Regions from separate parts of the Homo sapiens genome. Here region 2 is linked to region 1. A link is an interaction called in ENCODE POLR2A ChIA-PET data of the cell type or tissue named here. Cell type or tissue: MCF 10A. All regions are shown on one strand. Links, peaks and the distances in the headings refer to the core of each region. The heading gives the core; the rest is flanking DNA. Region 1 holds the start of JPH2 (junctophilin 2). Region 2 overlaps JPH2 (junctophilin 2).

Region 1 (11,823 bases), core at 4,223-9,222:
ATCTCCTTTCTCTGATACATCTAGGAAAATGGATTTGGTTTGTGGATTGAGGGATTAAGTCTCACTCTGATGTTCCAAAAAAGTAACATCCTGATTTCCACATGCCTTTATTTAACAAGTTTTCATTGAACGTTCATTCATTCATTCATTCATTCATTCATTCAATAAATATCAAGTGCTTACAACACACCAGGGACACTGTACTAGATTCTGGGAATGGAACAGTAAGCAGAACAATATCCTTGTCCTCAGTAGAGAGAGGTGATGAACATGTAAGTTGTATGGAGAGAAAAAGAATTAGGAGATAGGAAGGGGTGGGCCAGGGATAGGGTTGCTATTTGGGGTGGGCAGAGAAGATGCTGTGATAAGGTGACATTTGAGCAGAGACCTGAAGGAAGTAAGAGAGTGAGCCATGGGGGCATCTGAGGGAGGGGCATTCTTGGCAGAAGGAACCACAGGGATGTCAATGCAACTTGAGCAGGTGGGGTCAGAGAGAGATGAGTAGGGCCAGATCATGGAGGGCCTGGTAGGCTATTTTAAAGGTGTTGGCTCTTTGGCTCTTACTGTGAGAGATAGGGAGTCATTTGGGGAAGCAGAGGAGAGAGACATGACCAGACTTAACTTTTTTTTTTTTTTGAGACAGAGTCTTGCTCTGTCACCCAGGCTGGAGTGCAGTGGCACGATCTCAGCTCAGTGCAACCTCCACCTCCCGGGTTCAAGCAATTTTTGTGTCTCAGCCTCCCAGGTAGCTGGGATCACAGGTGTGCACCACCATGTCTGGCTAATTTTTTTGTATGTTTAGTAGGGACAGAGTTTTGCCACTTTGGCCAGTCTGGTCTCAAACTCCTGACCTCAGGCAGTCTGCCCACCTTGCCCTCCAAAAGTGCTGGGATTACAGGCATGAGCCACCATGCCCAGCCGAGACTTAACCTTTTGAAAGAGCACTGGCTACTATGTGCAGACTAAGGGAAGGCAAGGAGGACAGTTAGGAAGCTACTTCAGTGAGTCAGGCAATGGGTTTGGTGGCTTGGGCACTTGGCAGTGCAGGAGATAATATGTGTTCTGGAAGGTTTTTTTTGTTTTTGTTTTTGTTTTTGTTTTTTTTTTTAGACAGAGTCTCGCTCTGTTGCTCAGGCTGGAGTGCAGTGGCGCGATCTCAGCTCATTGCAGTCTCCACCTCCCTGTTCAAGCAATTCTCCTGCCTCAGCCTCCTGAGTAACTGGGACTACAGGTGCATGCCACCATGCCTGGCTAATTTTTGTATTTTTAGTAGAGATGGGGTTTCGCCATGTTGGCCAGGCTGGTCTCGAACTCCCGACCTCATGATCCACCTGCCTCTGCCTCCCAGAGTGTTGGGATTACAGGTGTGAGCCACCGTGCCCAGCCTGTTCTGGAATTATTTTAATCTAAATCCCTTCAGGGATTTGCCGATGGACTGGATTTAAGGTGTGAGAGAAAGACAGGAATTAAGGTTGACTCCAAAGGTTTTAATAAGTTTGGAGTCGGCTGGAGGGACAAATTTGCAAGTGGAAATTGAGAGTTTCATTTGTTCTTGTCAAATCTGAGATGCTCGTGAGATATTTAGAAATGTTGAGTAGGTGGCTGGATGTCTGACTGAAGATCAGGAGAGTGGTGCAACCTGGGGATGCAGACTTCGAAGTCATCGGTAGAGGGAGGTTATGCAAAGCCATGTGACTAGAGACCTCCTCAGAAATGAATGTAGATAAAGAAGCCAGAGAACGAAGGTTTGGGACATTCCCAAGGTACAGAACTCAGGGGGATGAGGAGGAACCAGTAAGGCAGGAGCAGAACCGAGAGAGATTCTAGAAGCCAGTTGAAAAAGGATTTCAGAAGGGGGTCATCAGCTGCTAGATGCTGGGAAGACCAGGAGCAGCCACTATGTGCAGGCACTGGGTAGACACAGGTGAGCTGCAATATCTACTGTACAGCAGGTGCTCAGGTTTTTTAATAATTTAAGTTCTGAGGTACATGTTCAGGGCATGCAGGTTTGTTACATAGGTAAGCACGTGCCGTGGTGGTTTGCTGCACCTGTCAGCCCATCACCTAGGTATTAAGCCTGTTAAGCCCCATATGCATTAGCGATTTATCCTGGTGCTCTCTCTCTTCCTGTTCCCCCACCCTACCCACAGGCCCCATTGTTCCCCTGTCTGTGTCCATGTGTTTCCATTGTTCCGCTCCCACTTATAAGTGAGAACGTGTTTGGTTTTCTGTTCCTGTGTTAGTTTGCTGAGAATAATGGCTTCCAGCTCCATCCGTGCCCCTGCAAAGGACATGATCTCATTCCTTTTTATGGCTGCGTAGTATTCCATGGTATATATGTACCACATTTTCTTTACCCAGTCTATCATTGATGGACATTTGGGTTGATTCACTGATCATTAGAGAAATGCAAATCAAAACCAGAATGAGAAACCACCTCATACCGGTCAAAATGGCAATTATTAAAAAGTCAAGAAACAAAAGATGCTGGTAAGGCTGTGGAGAAATAGGGATGCTTTTATACTTTTGGTGGGAATGTAAGTTACTTCAACCCTTGTGGAAGATATTATGGCGATTCCTCAAAGACCTAGAACCAGAAATACCATTTGACCCAGCAGTCGCATTACTGATTTATATTCCTTTGGGAATGGGTTTGGTGGCTTGGGCACTTGGCAGTGCCCAAGGAATATATATTTATATTCCTTTGGGAATATAAATCATTCTATTATAAAGATACATGCACACCTATGTTCACTGCAGCACTATCCACTGTTTTTTGGAAAGAAGAAAATCCTTGCTTTAAACAACTCATAGTTTGGGGGAGGAGACAGCATGTGGGAAGGGCACTAGCTCAGCCAGGACACCTGCCTGGAAAGGCTTCCTGGACGGTGAGGCTCGCTCTGCTGAGCCTTCCATGGCTAAGAAGAACTCCAGTGGATTTCTGGGTGCAGTCCTTCTCCTTGTTCCGGATTTCCAGTTCTCTCCCTTTGAGGTTCCCAGAGAAGCAGTCAAGCTTGAGAAGTTGAGCAGGAAATAGAGGGAGAAAGTGACCAGGGAACAGAACTAGGGAGTGGGAAGAGATCTGAGATGAAGAGAGGGAATAGGCTAGCTACCGTTAAAACCAGTTTATAATTATTTCAAGTTTATTTTATTTTTTATTTTTATTTATTTATTTTTGAGATGGAGTCTCACTCTCGCCCAGGCTGGAGTGCAGTGGCACAATCTCGGCTCACTGCAACCTCTGCCTCCTGGGTTCAAGTGATTCTCCTGCCTCAGCGCCCCCAGTAGCTGGGATTACAGGCAGGTGCCACCACACCCGTCTAATTTTTGTATTTTTAGTAGAGACAGGGTTTCGCCATGTTGGCCAGGCTGGTCTCGAACCCCTGACCTCAGATAGTCCGCCTACCTTGGCCTCTCAAAGTGCTAGGATTACAGGCGTGAGCCACCGTGCCCGGCCTATTTATTTTTAAATTATTATTTATTTATTTATTTATTTATTTTTTTGAGAGAGGATCTTGCTCCATCACTCAGGCTGGAGTGCAGTGGTGTGATCATGGCTCCCTGCAGCCTCGATCTCCCAGCCTTAAGCGATCCTCCTGCCTCAGCCTTCTGAGTAGCTGGGACCACAGGCATGCACCACCATGCCCGGCTAATATTTCAAGTTTAGTAAATTCCACTGGATTTGAAGAACTTGGTTTTTCTGAGGAAAGTCCGTTGTAATGCACATAACGCCACAAGAGGTCTCCCTTTCCCTGAAATGCACTGGTTTAAAAGGCGGGACAAATGGTAGCTTGTCAGAAAGCTCTGGGCAGGTAAGGCCAGTACCAAATTTGGCAAAGAATCTTACTTAAACTTTTACAAAGTCAAAGTATCCCTTTACCAGTAACTTCGTTTTGCAGTTTAAAACATGAGAATAAGGAGTGCTTCGATGTCAAGATATTTAATATTTAGGAGGGGTTCTCTCTTCCCTCTTTGAGGACTATTTTATTAAGCCTGAAAAGTAATTTAGTATGTAAGAGTAACTCTCATAAGAGCTAACACTGATTATATGTGTAATGTGTTCTGAGCCTTTTTACAGTATTAACTGTGTAATCCTCACCCAGTTAGATAAGGTAGATACTGTTATTCTTGATACCAATAATCCTCTGAGGTAGGGACTTTTACAGATGAATAATTTGCAGTTTAGAGAAATTAACAATTGGTCCAAGGTCACACAGCTTGTGAGGGGCAGGACTGGGATTTGAAGACATATCTAACTCCAAAACTACTGGATTCATGAATAAATGGATTCATGAATTTTTATGTTATTAAACAGTATCTTAATTTGAAATTTTACCTTGGTTTTGTTGTTGTTGTTGTTTTCTATCTATTTATTTATTTTTTGAAACAGGGTTGCCAGGCTGGAGTGCAGTGGCACAAATATGGCTCATTGCAGCCTCCAACTCCTTGACTCAGCGATCCTCCTTGCCTCAACTTCCCATGTAGCTGGGACCACAGATGTGTATCACCACACCTGGCTAATTAAAAAAAAAAATTTTTAATTGTAGAGGCGGGGTCTCACTGTGTTGTCCAGGCTGGTCTCAAACACCTGGGCTCAAGCAATCCTCCAGCCTTGGCCTCCCAAAGTGCTGGGATTACAGGTGTGAGCCACTATAACAAGCACTTACAGTGTTTTTAACCAGAGATGAAAATCAGATTCATCTGAGGAGCTTTTAAAAGAATTCGACTGCCCAAGTCTTCTCCCAGGACAATCTAATTCTGTAGGTCTCGGGTGGGGCTCTCGGATCTCTTTATGTTTTTAAGTCTGTAAGTGATTCTTATGTGTAGTAACCCTGGGTAGACAGCTACCCTAGGGAGCTGCTATGGATGAACAGTGGTTAAATTCCCATAGGTAGAACACCCTGCTAAGATGTAGCAATGGCTGCCTGGCATAAACATATGATTACGGTATTGAATCTGCAGCTCAAACTCCCCTAGCTTCCAGTTTGAGATGCTCTTCCCTTGACAGCAGAGCTAGAAAGAAGTTTGTGATTCTCCAAAGACCTAGTGAGAAGTGGCGAAAGCAGAACTCCCTGGGAGTAGCCCTGAGATGTTCTTAGAAGTGAATTGTGCAAGCAGGCTGTCAGTCAGCCTGGCCAGGGCTCACACCTAACCACCCAGAGGAAACAGTTTTTATCCACTACGTGCTCCCTGTCAGCTTGGCAAACAGACGGTGACAGTGAGCCCAAGAGGCTGGGTGCCTCTACCTGGTGGTGAAACGCAGATATAGAAGGGGCTCTTGAAGGTCAGCGGCTGTGACCAAGGATGGAACCAAGTCCTAAGAACAGGTAACCCACTGGAAGGAAAGCAGGGAACACTTTTTACCCACTCCCCAAACAGGAACAAGACTTCCGCAGTGACTTCACGTGGCCTAAGTTATCATGGGGTTTGGAAATATGTCAGATAAGTTCAAAGTCAGATAATTGTCTAATGTTCTCTAGTACCTTCTGTGCTTAGTTCTCTCTTTCTCTTCTGTCCCCATCTTCACACACACACTCACACACACACACTCACACATGGAAACACACACACTCTTACCACACACACATACAAACACACACACTCTTACCACACACACTCACACAAACACACACTTACCACACACACACAAACACACACACTCTTACCACACACACTCACATACACTCACACACACTCTCTCACACTCTCACAGACACACGTTCACACACACGCACAGACACACACACACACAGATCTTCCTAGTCTTGGTGGCTCTTACCTTTCCCAGAATTCCTCTATACTCCCATTAACCTTGGGCTTAGCTGGGATTTACAATCATTAGCTCTGGCCACAGCTTCTTGCCATGGAGATTTATTTGTTCTTTTTACTGGAGTTTGGTGGGAACCTGAGTGGCTGGGAATCCACCCAGGCCCTTCTCTCCTGGCCCTGCCCCAAGAGCTTTCTGAAGTCTGGCCTCACAGGCTCCTAGGACACTAGAGCAAAAGACAGCTCAGAAAGGGAAATTTTAAAAAATCATGACCCTTGAGAATTTCTGAGAGGACCTCATTACAACACAACCCTGTGTTGACAGGAAGGGGACTCCTTTGACCTTCAGGGTCTGCTGGGTCTGCGGCAGGGGGCAGGGAGGGCGCCGAGGCATCAAGGGGTGGGGAGAGGAAGCTAGCGGGACGCCCAGTCTGTGTCTCAGGCAGAGAGGAGGGCAGGCTCCTCTCCCTTCTCTTTGCCCTTCAGGAGAAAGAGAAAGGGAATAGATGGTTGCTTCTTGCACCAAGTTCTCCCCGGCTTCCAGGGGTGGAGGGAGCTCAGGGTGGTGAGTGAGCACTGGACTGAGATTCTGTGTATCTTCCAGACCCTGTTTCCACAGCCTCCCCTCTCTTTCTGACTTCCCTCCTCTGCTTTCGGAAGCACATGTGAAACTGTCTCCATTCCTTTCTCTTTAGGTCACTGGATTCCTTGATGGGGCTGGCAGTGGTGCTGTAACCCCAGGTCCCCTTAGGGCATGTGAGTGGTGATGGGGCTGAGATCTGCCAACCTCCTCGCTCTGGGGGATTTTCAGTGTTCCAGGACTGGGTGTTCTGCTGGTCTCCCTCTCCCCTCCCTTCCCCGATTCCCCGGTGCCCTCCCTGCGCGCAGACCCAGGGGACTCTGAGAATGGAAGGGAGCTCTCATTCCCGGGAGGAAAAGACACCAGGTTCCCTGGGCTGCCTGCACTCAGTTCTCAGCCTCCTTCCTCATGCCTCCAGCCACTGCCCGGGTCTGCGGCACGGGCGCGATTTGAAATACCCCTCCTTCCCGCTTTGAAGAAGGCTGGGCTGGCTGGGGGTTATTTTGGGAGCAGCTTCTGAGATCCAATGGCCTTGTTAGGGCAACACTGACCTTTCCGTCCCAGAAGGAGGGCAGGATTGGAGAAGGGGGCGGGGCAGCGGCGGGGAGACCGACAGCCCCGCACACCCACTGGGGTGGAGAAGGGGGCCAGCGGGCTGCGGGAATTCAGCCTCCGGCGGGGGCTGCCACCGAGGGGAATTTCCCCTCTTTGAAAAGGCTGGGGACCCCTCCACCCCACCCTTTCACTGGGCTTCTTAAAGAGATCACACCGTTTTCCCTTGGACTTCTTGGAAGGCAGACTTGGGACGCTTTGTGGGGACTTTGAACCTTTCCTTCCTGCTTTCTTTCCAGCAGGCAGCCTTGCTCTGGCTGGTGGAGTCGGGGCTCCCGGGCATGGCACTGACTAGCCGACCCGGTGCTGACTTGGCGCCGGGGCTCTTTCAGCCTCTGCTGGCATCCTGCTTCCCCCCTCCTGGGGTGCAGTGGTGAGTCTGGGGGCCTGCCCCCGAGGGCACTGGAGGAGTGTTGCAGGCATCACCCACGCCCTCTGCACCCACGCTGGAGGACGGGGAGGTTGTCAGGGGCTATGATGAGATGAGTGGGGGCCGCTTCGACTTTGATGATGGAGGGGCGTACTGCGGGGGCTGGGAGGGGGGAAAGGCCCATGGGCATGGACTGTGCACAGGCCCCAAGGGCCAGGGCGAATACTCTGGCTCCTGGAACTTTGGCTTTGAGGTGGCAGGTGTCTACACCTGGCCCAGCGGAAACACCTTTGAGGGATACTGGAGCCAGGGCAAACGGCATGGGCTGGGCATAGAGACCAAGGGGCGCTGGCTCTACAAGGGCGAGTGGACACATGGCTTCAAGGGACGCTACGGAATCCGGCAGAGCTCAAGCAGCGGTGCCAAGTATGAGGGCACCTGGAACAATGGCCTGCAAGACGGCTATGGCACCGAGACCTATGCTGATGGAGGTGAGGCCAGCTGGGGGCCCGCAGAGGTGGGGTGGAGCCAGGGAGGGTGAGAAACCCTGGTGGAGGGTGGGAAAGGCGACCGGCAATTGGCACAGAATCAGATGGGCTAGGAAGTGATTTGCTGTGTGGTTTTGGGCAAGCTGCTCTACCTTTCTGAGCTTCCATTTTCTTGTAGTAAAGATGGAGCTAATAAAGGGGTTATTGAGAGGATTAGTGGCAGTGCTTAGTACAAAGCCTGCCATGTAAGTGCACACTCAACACACAATAAAATATAACTACTACCATTAGCATGTTCGGTATGCCCCAACATAAACAGCCATGGAATATACTCTAGCAGAATTAGGGTCTAGTCTTAACTTTGCCATGAAAATTATTTTCAAGCAATAGATCATGAGGAGTATTCATCCACCCACCCATCCATCCATCCACCCATCCAACTATCCACTCATCATCTATCCACACACCAATCCACCCACCCGTCCATCCATCCATTCATCCATCCACCCACCTGCCTGCCCATCCATCCATCTACCCACCCACGCATTCATGCTTCCACCCAACCATTCATCTACCCATCCAGCCATTCATACATCTACCTGCCCATCCACCCATCCATCTTTCCATCCATCCATCCATCCATCCATCCATCCATCCATCTATGATCCATCCATGGATTCTTTTTTTTTTTTTCCAAGACAAGTTCTCGTTCTGTTGCCCAGGCTGGAGTGTTGTGGCATGATCTCGGCTCTTTGCAGCCTTGATCTCCCAGGATCAAGTGGTCCACCAACCTCAGCTTCCCTAGTAATTGGGACTACAGGTGTGCACCACCATGCCTGGCTAATTTTTGTATTATTATTTTTTTTTTTGTAGAGACAGGGCTTTTCCATATTGCCCAGACTGGTCTCAAACTTCGGAGCTCAAGCAATCTGCCTGTCTCGGCCTCCCAAATTGCTGGGATTACAGGTGTGGGACACTGTGCCGGGCCTACATTCCTTTTGTGTTTCCTTTTTTAAATTTTTTAAAGATAGGTCTTGCTTTGTTGCTCAGGCTGAAGTGCGGTGGCACAATCACAGCTCACTGCAACCTTGAACTCCTGGGCTCAAGCAATCCTCCCATCTTGGCCTCCTGAGTAGCTGGAACTACAAGGCACATGCCACCAAGCCTAGCTAATTAATTGTTTTTTCTTTTTTTGTAGAGATGGGGTCTTACTATGTGGCCCAGGCTGGTCTCAAACTCCTGGGCTCAAGCAATTCTTGGACTCCGTGGCTCACGCCTGTAATCTCAGCACTTTGGGAAGCTGTGGTGGGAGGATCACTTGAGGCCAGGAGTTCAACACCAGCCTGGGCAATCTAGCAAGATCCCCATTTTTACAAAACGAAAAATCGAAAAACAAAGATAGGCATGCAGACAAACAGTTATACACATTATACACAAGTATGTACAGATACTGTTGCAGAAAGGAGAATTTAGATTTGAGGAGGTCAGGAAATACTTTAAATGGAGCTGACGCCTGAGCTTGGTCTCGACAGGACAGTTACGTTTGTGAGGGTGGGCATGGGGCAGAGAGAAGAGTGAAGACAAAGGCTCAGAAGCATGAGGGTAGCAGTGGGTTAAAGAATCAGAGAGGAGTTTTCTGTGGCAAAACAGCCCTGTGGAGTGGCAGAGCAGATGTCATTACCTAGTCCACAGGGTGTACATGGACATATCACTTAGCTAAGCCAGTTTCCTCATCTGTGAAAAGGGACACTTTAGAATATCAGTACTGCTCAAAATGTGGACGGTGGACGGGCAGCATCAGCACCATTGATCCACCAGTTAGAAATGCAAATTCAGTGGCCCACCCAGACCTTCTCATCAGAATCTCTGAGTGTGTGTCCAAACACTGCTTTCACAAGTGTATCAGGCAATTTTTATAACATCAAAGTTTAAAAAGTTGCTTTAAATTAGGGCCTAGCAAACCATAGGTCGTGGGCCGAACTAGCCTGCTGTCAGTTCTGCACAGCTTATAAGCTGAGAATGATGGAAAAAAAGAAGAAGAAGAAGAAGAAGAAGAACACTTTTTGACATGTGAAATTATTTGAAAGCCCCTACGTAACATCCTCAATTTTGCTTCTTGTCCTGCAAAACCCAAAGTATTTACTATCTGACTTCTTTTGTTTGTTTGTTTTTTGAGACAGGGTCTTACTCTGTCGCCCAGGCTGGAGTGCAGTGGCACAATCTCAGCTCACTGCAAGCTCTGCCTTCCAGGTTCAAGTGATTCTCCTACATCAGCCTCCCAAGTAGCTGGGACAGGCACCCACCACCTCACCTGGCTAATTTTTTTTTTTTTAATTTTTTGGTAGAAATGGGATTTTGCCACGTTGGCCAGGCTGGTCTTGAACTCCTGACCTCAAGTGATCCACCTGCCTTGGACTCCCAAAGTGCTGGGATTACAGGTGTGAACCATCACACCCCGCCCTACCTGACTCTTTCCAGCGAAAGTTTGCTGGCTGCAGTTTTGAATCATCACTCAAACTCTTTCTGACGCAGGATAATTCCATGGAGTCTTCCTAATGAGCTGCATTGGAAAGAGGAACTGACACAGATAACTCAAAACTGGCTAATTTTTACAAATGACATTTGGCATCAGAAGGCATTCATAGGACATTATATTCGTCACTAGTGTCTCCTCTTTTTGACAGTGGCCAGGAAGTGTGGGACTGGGGCTGGGATCAGGGTAGCTGGGGCAGGAAAAGGCATCAGCTAGCCCAGGGAGCAAGGTTTGCTGAAGCCGAGGCCCCTGGGCATGTTGAGAGCAGCCTCAGATGCAGGATAGATTTGCATCTGAGCTGCCAGTTGGTGGGTGTCTGGGTGAGGGCCTGCCCTCGAGACCGTGTTTGGAAGTTAACGAGGTCGCTGGAGTTTGTGCAGGTGCCTATGGCTGCTACCCGGCACTGGCTGGGGACTGAACAGCCCTGAGCACAGATTCTGGCTCCACAACTTGCTAGTTGGGTGACCTTGAACTGTTTTCTGAGCCTCTTGAATCTAGTGCAATTCAGTTCAGCAGATGTTTATGCCAGGCACAGTGCTAGGCACTGGAGACACAGCAGAAAGCAAGCCTCAGTTTCTCTGGCTAAAAATGGAGATAATCCTTGAGTGCTTATACAGCATCAGTTACCTATGCACAGTGGTGCACTGTAGGCATGCGTAGAATGTCTGTTCCCATCCCTCTTCTCTTCAAACCAAGGTGTGTGTATGTGTGTGTGCATGTGTGTCTGTGTGTGCACGTGTCTGTGTGTGTGTGTATTTATGTGTGCGTGTGTATGTGTGTGTTTTGGGTCTGGATGTGAGTCACAGGACACAAATCTCTGGGTCAAAATGAGCATAGGAAACCATAGGCCCATCTCCCAATGTGTCTAAAAGAGGAAAACCTATTCATTCATTCATTCATTCATGCAACCAGTACTACTGAGCACCTGCTCTGTTCCAGGAACTGCTTTACAGCAAGTTTTAGGGTGGGGGCAGCGAGCAAGACAAGGTCCTCAAGGAGCTCCCTGTCCAGTGGAAAAACATAAACTAGAAAACAAACATACATGTAATCTCCAAAAGTTACAAGTGTTATGGAAAAAACTAACAGAGGCGGAAGAGGAAGGTGTTCTTAGATGGAGTCGTCTCAGAAGGAGGATGGAGGAGCCTGTAGAGGAAGTAGGTCCCTCAGGCAGAGGGAATCCTGTTGCAAAGGCCCCGAGGCAGTGCTGGGCTTGGCGGGTTTGAAGAACAGCAAGAATGCCAGAGTGAGCGAGGGGTGCAGACATCGTGGCCTGGGCTGGATCACACAGGCTTTGCAGGTCCTGGGTTTTATCCCAGGTGTGCCCAGGAGCTCTTCAGGCCAGGTGACCAGAAGCCCTGCTGCCTTGGTTTGTCAGAGCCCCAGACTTCTCCCAGATGAGATGACCCCACATCCAGCGGCCCTGGAAACCTCACAGATTCTCTTTCCCAAGCCACACACGAGGTGTAACTCTCCA
Region 2 (11,823 bases), core at 4,050-9,049, 71 kb after region 1:
TCCTCCTCCCTCCTGGGGTTTCATGTGCCCAGAGAAGTGGCTCTAAAAAGTTTAGAACTTTGTCTCACACATACTCACGTGCAGGCAAAAATAAGCCTGGGGATATGCATGTAGCACACTCAGTTTTGATGTACAGATGTCATTCTCCTCCTCCTCTTTCACCACCGCCACCAACACCCCATCATCGTCATCATCAAGACCAAACACTTTCACGCGTTGCCTCTCACTTAGTTTTCACGGCAACTTCAGGAGGGGAGAATTACTATCTCCACTTTACAGATGAAGAAACTGAGGCACAGAGAGGTAAAGCCATGCATGCACCCAAGGTCCTAGACTCCCAGTGGGGTGAGGTGAGTGAGTAAGTGAGGGATCCAAGTGCAGGGTCCAATCCAGGCTTTATTTAAAATTTTCTTCATAGGTTGTTCATCAAGGATTTATTTTTGCATTAATTTAGACTTTTAAAATATTGCATTAAAATGTGATTCCTCTTGATCACTGAGTTTTTTGGCAACCCCATAAATTTTGCCCCTGAGGCGAGTGCCTCGGTCATCTCATTCTGTCCCTGGCCTTGGCAGAGCCCAAATTGGAATCCAGGCCTGTTAATTCTAAAACTGTGTGCTCTTAACTCTTCCCTAGGCTGTCTCCTTGCCCCTACATATGTGCACGCCTGCATGCGTGCCTTCAGCCATGTATTCATTCAGTAAGCATTACTATGGCAATATGGCATAGTGGAGAGGCAGGGGCTTGGACATCAGACAGCTCCAGGTTTAGAATCTTACTCTGCTGCTTGTTATTGAATGGAAATTGAGCCTGTGGTTAGGATACAGACTCTAGATCCCAGAATGCTTTGGTTTGAATCCTTACTCTGGTACTTACTAGCTATGTAAGCTTGGGTGAATTCTTTTTTTCTTTCTGAGATGCAGTCTTGCTCAGTTGCCCAGGCTGGAGTGCAATGGTGTGATAATAGCTCACTGCAGCCTCGATCTCCTGGGCTCAAGCAATCCCCCCGCTGACCTCAGCCTCCTGAGTAGCTGGGACTACAGGTGTGCGCCACCACACCTGGCTAATTTTTTTTTTTTAATTGTTAGTAGAGACAAGGTCTTGGTATGTTGCTTAGGCTGGTCTTGAACTCCTGAGCTCAAGTGATCTTCCTGCCTCAGCCTCCCAAAGTGCTGGGATTACAAGCACGAGCCACCATGCTGGCTTGGGTTCTTTAGAATACTCCTTTGCCTTGGATGTCTCCTCTGTAGAGAGGGATGATAGGAATAACATCTACCCTGTAGAGTTATTGGGGGGTTAAGTTAATTTCTGTAAAGCCCTTGGCATATACTAAGTGCTTTGTAAATGTTAACTCCTATTTTGTTTCCTTGAGCAAGACACCTTTCTGAACCTCAGTTTCCCCACCTGTGAAGTAGGGACCGGTAAACACTACCTCACTACCTCACAGTTTTGAGGTTTGTAAGGGATAAAAGCCCTGGTGCCTAGTAGAAGCTTAAGGGAATTTATCCCCCTTACCGTGCGCCCAGTTCTCTGCTGTAGACTGAGATAAAGACACACACACATCAGCTCCCCAGGGAATTAACTCATCTGTAGAGAGTGGACACTCTGACTTGGCTTTGCAGCTCCTCGAAGGCACAAAGCTCTTCCTCAGTCTCAGAGTCTTTGCACATGCCCTTCTGTCTACCTGGCTCATTGACCCGCCCACCTCTTAGGGGCCTAACGTATGTGTTTCTTCAAGTCTCAACTCAAATGTCAACTTCCTCAAGGAATCCTTTCCTGACCAGCCCACCTCCACCACCCATCAACATTAAGTCTTTCTGTCCTGCATTTTCATTGTATTCTCTACTCCTCCTTCACGGCATATTTCACAATTATAATTAGGTACTTTTTATTTAATTGCATTTTATTAAATAGTTTTTGTGTCTGTTTACTAGCCAGCTCCCTCATCTGACAGTAGCCTTTCTGGTCCACAGAGTCTCTGTCCTCAGTTCCTGGCCATGCTCAGCTCCTGGCACAGGCTCTGGCACATGCTCAGCTACTGGTATAGAGCAAGCTTGTCTAACCCTTGCCCATGGGCCCCATGCAGCCCAGGACAGCTTTGAATGTGGCCCAACACGAATTCGTAAACTCTATTAAAATGTTATGGGATTTTTTTTGTGATTTGTTTTTTTTAAGCTTATCAGCTATCGTTAGTGTTAGTGTATTTTCTGTGTGGTCCATGACAATTCTTCTTCTTCTGGCCCATGGAAGCCAAAAGATTGGACACCACTGCCCTAGAGTTACGTTGCCTGGGTTCAAAATCCCAGTTCCTGCACTTCAGGACTCTGTGACCTTGGGCAAATTGCTTAACCTGTTTGCACTTCAATTTTCTTTTCTGTAAAATAGGGATAATAATAACAGCACCAGCTTCCTAAGGCATTAGAATGAGCATATGAGATAATCTTCATAACTCCTTTAGAACCATGCCTGGCCCATTAGGAAATTGGACTGTTATTACTTTAGTAGGTACTTCTGTGAGTTAAGCTAAGCTGACAGCTGAAACAGACATCTCCCAAATCTCAGGTACTTAAGACAATGAATATTTAAAATTTGCTCCTGTCACGTGCAACTGTGGGGCTGTGGGAAGGGGCTTTGCTCCATGCAATCATTTATGGGCTCACATTTCTTAACTTGGAGTCCACAGGAGGGTCTGTGGATAGATTTCAGGGGTCCATGAACTTGGACGGTGTAGGTTAGATTCCCTAGAAGTAGAGCCTGAAGTGGGGATTCTTGTGTAAGTGATTTACTGAGGGAGGCTTTCAGGAGAGAGAAGAATGAGAGGCAGGATGGCGTAGGGAAGGAGATGAGCTGAGATGTGGTCTCAGCTGGAGACCTGCTTCAGCCAGTCCACCGGGGGCTCTGGAGCATGGATTGTACCTGCTGCAGCTGGAGTTCCTTCCTCTTGAGGCAAGAGGAGGCTGACCAGTACCAGTCATTGGTATGGGCTGCCTAGGTTTAGGGGTAGGCAGGGCAGGATTTTTTTTTTTTTTTTTTTTTTGAGATGGAGTCTCACCCTGTTGCCCAGGCTGGAATGCACTGGCGCAATCTCGGCTCACTGCAAGCTCCGCCTCCTGGGTTCATGCCATTCTCCTGCCTTAGCCTCCCGAGTACCTGGGACTACAGGCGCCCGCCACCATGCCCGGCTAATTTTTTGTATTTTTTAGTAGAGATGGGGTTTCACCATGTTAGCCAGGATGGTCTCCATCTCCTGACCTCGTGATCCGCCTGCCTTGGCCTCCCAAAGTGTTGGGATTACAGGCGTGAGCCACCGTGCCTGGCTGGCAGGGCAGTATTTTAACTTCTGGAACAAGGTGGCTTCTATGGGCTACAATTCTCTGGGGTAGTAAGGAGCCATTAGCAGCCAACACTCACATCAGCCGGGGGTAGGCACATTTGCCCAGTGAAGGGATCTGCATAGGGCACCAGAAGTACCCACTACAATGAGAAAAGCTACATCTGTATTTTTATTAACTCCAACTGAAATGTAGCCTTCTCTTCAATTATGGAAATAGGCAATAAACCATAATAGTAGTAGTAGCAGCTGTGACTTTGTCACCAATAGAAATCTCATATATTTTCATGTCATATTATATGTTGTAATTAGATATCCTTGAAATATCCTTTATGCTTATCTATACTTTAAAATTACAGTAGTTAACAGACCTGATATTTTGTTTAATGTGATTATAAAGATATAGATTATTATTTTACAAATGTGTTCTTTTAAATATTTTGGAAACAGTATGTCAAGTAACTGCATCCTTTTGTAATCCTATGTATATTATTATGCATTCAAAAACATTATTCTGAGAAGGGATCCATAGGCTTCACCACACTGCCAAAGGGATCTGTGACACAGAAGTTAAGTCCCTATTCTGGGGACTCAGCCTGCTCTGCATTCAACCAGCAATGCTGGGGAAAAAAGAGAGGGCACAGAAGTTTTTATGGGCCAAGCCTGGAAATAGCATACATGATGTCTTCCCATAATGCACTGGCCAGAACTCAGTCACCTGACCACACCTAACTGCAAGGGAGGTTGGGAAAGGTAGTCTATCTAAGTGCTCAGAAAGAAGAAGAAATGATCTGGAGAATGCATAGCAGTCTGGGCCATGAGGCTCAATAAATATTCATTGACTGCCTGCGTGAAAGAATGCTGTGTTTAGCATGTCTCTTTGTGGGTTGGGGAGAAGGGGCAGAAGGCTGGTTCTCTGGAAGGATCCTGAGTCTTCTGCCACATTGTCTCCATAGGACAAGCCACGCCAAGGCCAAAGCTGAGGCAGCGGAACAGGCCGCCCTGGCTGCCAACCAGGAGTCCAACATTGCTCGCACTTTGGCCAGGGAGCTGGCTCCGGACTTCTACCAGCCAGGTAGGGCCAGCCAGGGAAGGATGGGCAGGGTAGGGCTATCCCTAGGGTGGGCGCTTTTCTTTGCTTACTGGAATCTGAGATGCCCAAGTGGTTTCCTGGATGCCCGTGAGTCTCAGAAACTGGGGCATGGTGCAAATGTGGGATGGGATGATGCAGGGGTAGGTGGGGAGACACATCTCTGCCTTCATGCTGAGCTCGAGGGGAGGGCAGCAGAGTCACTCCAAGTGGTCTTTTCTCTCTGCTCTGAGCAGGGAAGACAGTTGGAGCTGGTGAAGCTTAGAGGAGAGAAGTCACTGGTGGATGAGAGGGAAAAATGGCTTCTTGCACTTGCCCAACAGTTTCAGTCAAGCATTGAGCACTGTCCATGTGTCAGGCACTGTACCAGGCTCTGGGGTTACATAAGTGGGTTCCAAAATCTAGGGGAGCAGAGAGTCACAAAAACAACAGAGCTAGGGGTACCATAAACAGACTCTGCATTCATTCAAACCCTGATTCCGCTGCTTCCCAGCTGTGAGACTTTGAGTGAGGTGTTTAACCTCTGTAAACCTCAGTTTCCTGATCTGTAAAATGGTAGTAAGAATGGTGCCTGCTTTTTTGTGCATGGATTAAATGCATGTAAGGTACATTCCCAGTCCTCAGTAAGCTCTCAGTGACTGTGGCTGTTGTTTCATGATTATGGTTCCATTTCACACAGCAGGATGAGCACTGTGCGGTTAGAATGGGAGAGGAGGGAGCTCACAGGAAGCAGTTAGGCAAGAGGAAGTGTTAGAGAAGGCTGCCCTCAGGAGAGGCCATTTGAGCTGAATCTTGCAGGCTGAACAAGAGTCTATCAAGTCAGTGGGTCTCAAATTTGACACAGATTGCTGGGTCCACCCCCAGAGTTTCTGATTCAGTAGGTCTCAGGTGGAGCCCATGAATGAATGTGCATTTCTAAGGATCAGGCGATGTGGATACTGCTAGTCTGAGACCACACTTTGAGAGCTGCTGTACCAGATAGCGCTGGGTGGGATGAGTGGAGGAGGTGCAAAGGCACAGAAACTCGGACAGAGCAGCATGCCAGGAAGCCACATCACAAAGTAGGCTGTGGGTCCTGAGAATCGAGGCTGCAGAGTAAGGAGGACCTCCCGGCCTTGGTAGAGATCTGGCACATGGATAGAGTGGTGGGAACCCCTGAGGGACAGAGATGGGGATTCTCTGCGATGAAGGTTTTGTTTTTTTGTTTTTTTTGAGACGGAGTCTCGCTCTGTCACCAGGCTGGAGTGCAGTGGCGCGATCTCAGCTCACTGCAACTTCCGACTCCCTGGTTCAAGCAATTCTCCTGCCTCGGCCTCCTGAGTAGCTGGGATTACAGGCACGCGCCACCATGCCCAGCTAATTTTTGTATTTTTAGTAGAGACAGCATTTCACTATGTTGGCCAGGATCGTCTCGATCTCCTGACCTTGTGATCCGCGCGCCTCGGCCTCCCAAAGTGCTGGGATTACAGGCGTGAGCCACCGCGCCCAGCCATGAAGGGTTTTTAAGTTAATGACATGATCAGATGTGTGTTTTCTAAACGTGATCCTGGCTGCAGAAAGGAGGCCAAAGGAGGCCTGATGAAAAACCTAGGAGCGAAAACCTATGCCTGGGAGGATCCCTCACTTCTGGTCACAGCGCTCCCCCTGCTGGTCTATGCCGGTGCGGGGCCCTGAGCTCCGCCTTTGACATGCATTTTCTCAATCCTTCCATTCGTATTTATAAAATAGGTATGATCAGGCCCATGTTTCAGATAAGGGAATGGAAAGAGACGCGTGCCAAAGTAAAGGGCATCGCCTCTGGAGCCAGACTGCTGGGTGCTAGTCCTGGCTCTGCCCTTCGACAGCTGTGTGTCTTTGGGCAAGTGATTTAACCTCTCAGAGCCTCCCTTTGAGGTTCACAGTAGCATCAACTTCATAGGGATACTACAGGGATTAGATGAGTTAATATTTGGAAAGTGCTTGGAACAGTGCCTGGCACTTGGTCAGTGCTATGTGAGTGCCGACTGAGCCCATGAATGAGGCTCGAGAGGTGAAGTGGCTGGCCCAGGATCACCCAACAGTGGTGCGGGGTTCGAGCCCAGCCTCCCTGTGTTGCCCTGGCAGGTCCGGAATATCAGAAGCGCCGGCTGCTGCAGGAGATCCTGGAGAACTCGGAGAGCCTGCTGGAGCCCCCCGACCGGGGCGCCGGCGCAGCGGGCCTCCCACAGCCGCCCCGCGAGAGCCCGCAGCTGCACGAGCGTGAGACCCCTCGGCCCGAGGGTGGCTCCCCGTCACCGGCCGGGACGCCCCCGCAGCCCAAGCGGCCCAGGCCCGGGGTGTCCAAGGACGGCCTGCTGAGCCCAGGCGCCTGGAACGGCGAGCCCAGCGGTGAGGGCAGCCGGTCAGTCACTCCGTCCGAGGGCGCGGGCCGCCGCAGCCCCGCGCGTCCAGCCACCGAGCGCATGGCCATCGAGGCTCTGCAGGCACCGCCTGCGCCGTCGCGGGAGCCGGAGGTGGCGCTTTACCAGGGCTACCACAGCTATGCTGTGCGCACCACGCCGCCCGAGCCCCCACCCTTTGAGGACCAGCCCGAGCCCGAGGTCTCCGGGTCCGAGTCCGCGCCCTCGTCCCCGGCCACCGCCCCGCTGCAGGCCCCCACGCTCCGAGGCCCCGAGCCTGCACGCGAGACCCCCGCCAAGCTGGAGCCCAAGCCCATCATCCCCAAAGCCGAGCCCAGGGCCAAGGCCCGCAAGACTGAGGCTCGAGGGCTGACCAAGGCGGGGGCCAAGAAGAAGGCGCGGAAGGAGGCCGCACTGGCGGCAGAGGCGGAGGTGGAGGTGGAAGAGGTGAGGCTGTCGGGCAAGGTGTGCCTAAGGTCGGGTTCCCTAGAGGTAGCAGGGCTTGAGGGAGGATTCAGGGGCAGGGGATTTGGGGGTTGCTGGGGTGCGAGAGACCGAAGCAGGATAGAGCAGGAGGAAATGCTGCAGGGCTGGGGATTAGGGGAGCATAGCCTTGGCTTGGTCCACAGAGGACGTTGGAGCGTAAATGGCCGCATGGAGTCCTCCTACCTTTGCACCTGGTATCCCATTGGCAGAGACAGTTCTCATGAGCAGGGGCAGCTGGGAGCCTGAGCAGCTGGAGGGTGGGTCCATTTGCCCAGTCAGGGGGGTTGGGCTGGGCACCAGCAGCATCTGCTACAAGGTGTAGCAGTGAGGGCTTCATGGAGGTGGAAGAAGGGCCCAACAGGATTTGGGTTATAGACCTCCTGACTTATGGGAGGCAGGGAGCTAGGAACGGCGGCAACAAAGACTGAAGCTGGGCTTTGGGGGACTGAAGAATGCGTCCCAAGGGGAATTAGCAGGATGCCTGGGTTCCAGGCCTGATTCACACACTATATGACTTGGGGCATGATCTTGTCCCTCCCTGGGTCCTGAGGGATTTGGTTATTTCTAAGAGTCCTTCCAGCTGTGATGGTCTGCCATCCAGGTGACAGGATACAGCAGTGAACAAAGCCGGCAATGCTCTTAGGAAGGTCCATCCAGAAGTTCCTGCTCTGTCCAGCCTTGCTGTGACCTGGGTGGGGGGTGTCTCCGAGGCCATGGGGACTCAGGAAGCCTCTCTCCACTGCTCCCAGGTCCCCAACACCATCCTCATCTGCATGGTGATCCTGCTGAACATCGGCCTGGCCATCCTCTTTGTTCACCTCCTGACCTGACCGTCGCTTACCAGGTGCAGCCAGCTGGCTGGAGGAGGGGTTGGGGGGCAGGAGCCCCTGGGGAGTTTTGAGCACCAGGGTGGTGGGAGGAGGGACCTACTCGGTACTTGGATGACAGTCCTGTGACTAATTGAGGCCCACCCACCTGCAGAAGCCAAGACCTAGAGTGTGATTTGATACCAGCGCACACACACACACACACACACACACACACACACACACACACACACTTACTTCATTAGCTTAGTGTTTGCAGAGCACCTGCTCTCTGTCAGGTGAGCACTGAGGGCTTCATTCACTCATTCATTTGGCCAACATGTACTGCTCTGCTGGGAGATGGGGATACAGCAGGGACTCACTCCTGCTCCAAGAATGGGGTGAACATAATGAAAGTAACCCTGAACTTAGAGCTCATTACAGAAAAGTCTTACCGTTCAAACACTGAGCACAACAGGTCTAGACTGAGCTCACCTGGGACGGTGGGACACTCATCTCCGTGCTCCCTTTCTCTCTTCCCCACTTCAGTCTTTAATCCCTTGGCACACCCAGCCTGCTCCTGTTCCTCTGCCCATTGGTTCCCTCTCAGTTTTTTCCCCATGATGGAGCTGGGGGCTGGGGTAAGTTCCCGTGAAGTGGAGTGGGCTGGGCTGGGCTGAAGGAGAGTGGCCCTCACTGCTCTCAAGGTGAAGCATCTACAAGACAAAATCTTCCCCCTGCTGGAACTAGCCTTCACAGCCTCAATCCCATGCTTGGCAATAATAACAGGGTTTCTGCCTTTTCCTCAGGCCCCCTTTTTTGATCCTAGCTTAGTTTGGGCTGGAGGTTCTTAATCAGCCCCAGGAAAGTCTATGCTGTCACCATGTAAACAGTCAATGACAATACCAGCCTGGTAAGTGCTGCCGTAGGGGTGAACACTTGAGCTCTGCAGGTTCCATGTTTCAACAGGGGCTCTGGGAATGCTTCCTGCAGGCACTGATTCCTTTAATGACCTGAAGGGTGAAAAGGAGTGAACCAGATGACAGTGGGGGAGGAAGAGGGAAGAGATGAGTGCAGCAGCAAAGGGAACAGCATGTGTAAATAAACAGGCAGGCAGCCAGGGCCAGGAGAGGCCTCGGGGACCCGTTTGTGACCTGCCGAGTATCAGAATCAAGGGACAGGGCTGTCTGGGGGGATGCAGAGGTGGGATCTTGCCCCAGAGAAGATGAGCCCCAAGGCTTGAGCCCTGCACCTGGCTTGGCGGCCCAGCCTCTGCCCTCCCTCCCTTGCCTGACCCTTTTGCTGTCTCTTTGCAGAGCCAGAAGTTCCTGCTGAGGACATGAGGACCCGTCTTTTTGCAGTGCCAGGCAGGGTGGCCAAAGAGGACTGGACTCTGGACCTGGAGCCCCGTGGTCCAGTTCACATTCACCCCACAAGAGTTTCAGGAGGCCTCCCACGGTGCCTGTGCTGGGTGGCGGTGGTGGTGCCAAGAGGAATGGAATGTCCTGGGCTCCTTCAGGAGCTCTCTACCCAGGGGCAAGGAGAGCCCAGAGAGAAGCGCCCTGGTCTCTTGAGCTTCCTGATCTGCTCCTGTCCCCCGCTCTCCTCCACTCCCTTGCCTTTCCCTAGGTTGTCCCCTCCCTGGGCTTTTGTGTGTTTTGGGAGATGTCACCTAACCAGGACATTGATATTCAATCCCATCCCCCTTCCTCCCACCCTGCCCCACTTTGATTTAATCCTTTGGCTGTGGGCTGAGGCCTCCCAGGGAAGCTGGGTGGGGTGGGTGTTGAGACCCCCTCAGACCAGCACAGAGACCTGTCCTTGTGCAGTCTGCACCCTGCACTCCCTCCCTTGCCTGTAGATGTTCTGGATGACAGTAGAGGAAATGGACAAGGTCAGTTTGAATATCCCAGAACACAGTGCTCTGTCTCCTCCCACCAGTCCAGTTAGCTTCCCTTCTGGACCAATAGACGAGGGGAGACCCCATGGATCCTCTGGCTGGGAAGCCACTGACCAGGTGGCCAGGGGGCAGGGTGGGAAGAGGGGTTAAGGTGCAGTGATGATGGCCTGTTTTGGAGTGTGTCTGAGACTGGGATTGCATTTGGGGTTTCCCGTGTGCTTGGGATGCTAGAGGGTCACCTGCAGGAGGCCTGGGGCCGGCGAGAAATCTCCTGTGATGCCCTGTGAAATGGCTTGTCTCCTCCCCCATCAGGGCCCACCGAAAGCTCAGGGGAGCACAGAAGCCCATGGAAGCCCAGGGAGATGTCCCTGGGGCAGACACTAAGGCAGGTGTTGAAGACAAGCTGCTTGTCAAGAAGCATTTCCCGGCAAGAGAGGGGCAAGTCTGGGGCTCCAACTGGGTACAGCCTGGGTGCAGTTATAAGCCCCTTTGGCTTACTTGGTAGAAGATGGCTACTTGGATGTACCTCACTTAAAGATGTTTTGTACCACACTAGGTCTCTGGGCCCTTGTGCTTCCTGTGGGTGGGGTGAGGGCCAAAGGCTATGGTTTCCTGCCTCCAGGAGAATGGAGAGAAAGGGCTTCCAGGCCCCTCCAAGCCTGGGGAAGGACGTGGCATCCAAGCTGAGCCAGAGGGAACTGCTGCTGTCCTCCCTTCATTTCTGTGGACCTTGGAGGCTTTGGCTTTGTGGCAGGGCCTCCCCAGGCAGCTCTGGGACCTAGGAGTTTGCTTCTGATAGGGTCAGCTTTCCCATTTCCCTTCAATGCTTGGGAACCTTCTCCCTTAGCTTCACACTTGCCGTTTCAAGCCCTGCTGGGACCTTGTGGCTTGGCTGGAATCCAGGACTGTATTTTCATGGAGAAGAACCTGCAGATTCTTCCATCCTCAGCTGGCCATGGCCCACAGCTCTGCATCTGCATCTGAGCTTCTCAAGACTCCTGGAGCATGAGGGGAATGGGGCGGGGCCACTGCTCTGTGCTGACGGGCTCCGTCTCGGAGATTCTTGTCCTGTTTTTTTTCTGTTGTTTTTTTTTGGCTGGTGCTGGGGACAAGCCTGTGCCTGCCAAAGCTCCCAGGCCAAGTTTGGGGGCTGGTGTTTGGGGTTGGGTTTGGGGTTCAGGATGCTGCAGTCTGTGCAATAATAAACCCGCATCTGCTCACGGGCTCTGGCTGGGCTGCAATGTGCTTGTGGGTCCAGGATGAGGGGCTGGCTCAAGGAGGGTGGGTGGGAAGAGGCTGGGGGACGTGGGTCCTTCCCATCTGTGTCCTTGTTCTCACGATCCTTGAGGGGCAGCTGAAGGGCTTCAGTTTGAGTGGGGGCTGAAAGACCATAGAGCTTCTACAGTGGAGTTTCTAAAGCAAACTTCCAGAAACTTCTATGAGTAGATGACAATAGAATCAAGAGCCTGCCCTTTGAGGTGGAGTCCCCCCAGCCTCCAATGCTAGCCCAGCCACTTTCTTCGCTTCTCTGAGCCTCAGTTTTCTCATCTATAAAATGGGGATAATTACAGAGCCTACCTCCTGGTAGTGAGGATTACATTAGATGTTGAGGCTGTAGAAAGCAGTGGAGAAATGGAGACGAGTGTTGTTATCACGCTATGGTGCTGTTAGCTCTGCTACAAGCCCTCTTGCGTTTTGGTAGAGGATCCCAGGGACCCCAAAGGGATGGAGGTGATTCAGATACCAGTTGTTTAGTCAGAATATCTCAATCAGTGGGGGAGCCTGAGGGGATCGCCACATTCCACAGAGGCTTAGAGCAGAGGGACTTGCCC

Evidence for each region. ChIA-PET counts read pairs that join two places held together with the same protein. Peaks named below come from ENCODE experiments on the same cell type or tissue, not always from the same donor. Only the 100,000 strongest peaks of a DNase experiment are listed, where the experiment ranks them.
Region 2: POLR2A ChIA-PET joins it to region 1 with 55 read pairs; 17 of 35 experiments call an interaction of 5 or more read pairs at or near these places.

The regions. Positions count from the first base shown.
Region 1 is chr20:44,182,323-44,194,145 of GRCh38, reverse strand. It overlaps JPH2 (junctophilin 2), which reads left to right and starts at 6,958. Exons shown (of 6, transcript NM_020433.5): 1 at 6,958-7,819. The coding sequence starts at 7,441. RefSeq lists an enhancer at 11,064-11,823. In MCF 10A, for the core only: no CTCF peak of the experiment used is centred there; DNase peaks (open chromatin) are centred at 5,125, 5,955 and 6,515.
Region 2 is chr20:44,111,088-44,122,910 of GRCh38, reverse strand. It overlaps JPH2 (junctophilin 2), which reads left to right. Exons shown (of 6, transcript NM_020433.5): 3 at 4,288-4,406; 4 at 6,525-7,246; 5 at 8,035-8,129; 6 at 9,408-11,823. The coding sequence ends at 8,115. Among named protein-coding and RNA genes, the nearest start is that of JPH2, 70 kb to the left of the region's middle. RefSeq lists enhancers at 5,968-6,262, 11,110-11,623. In MCF 10A, for the core only: a CTCF peak has its summit at 6,055 (motif pointing left); a DNase peak (open chromatin) is centred at 6,060.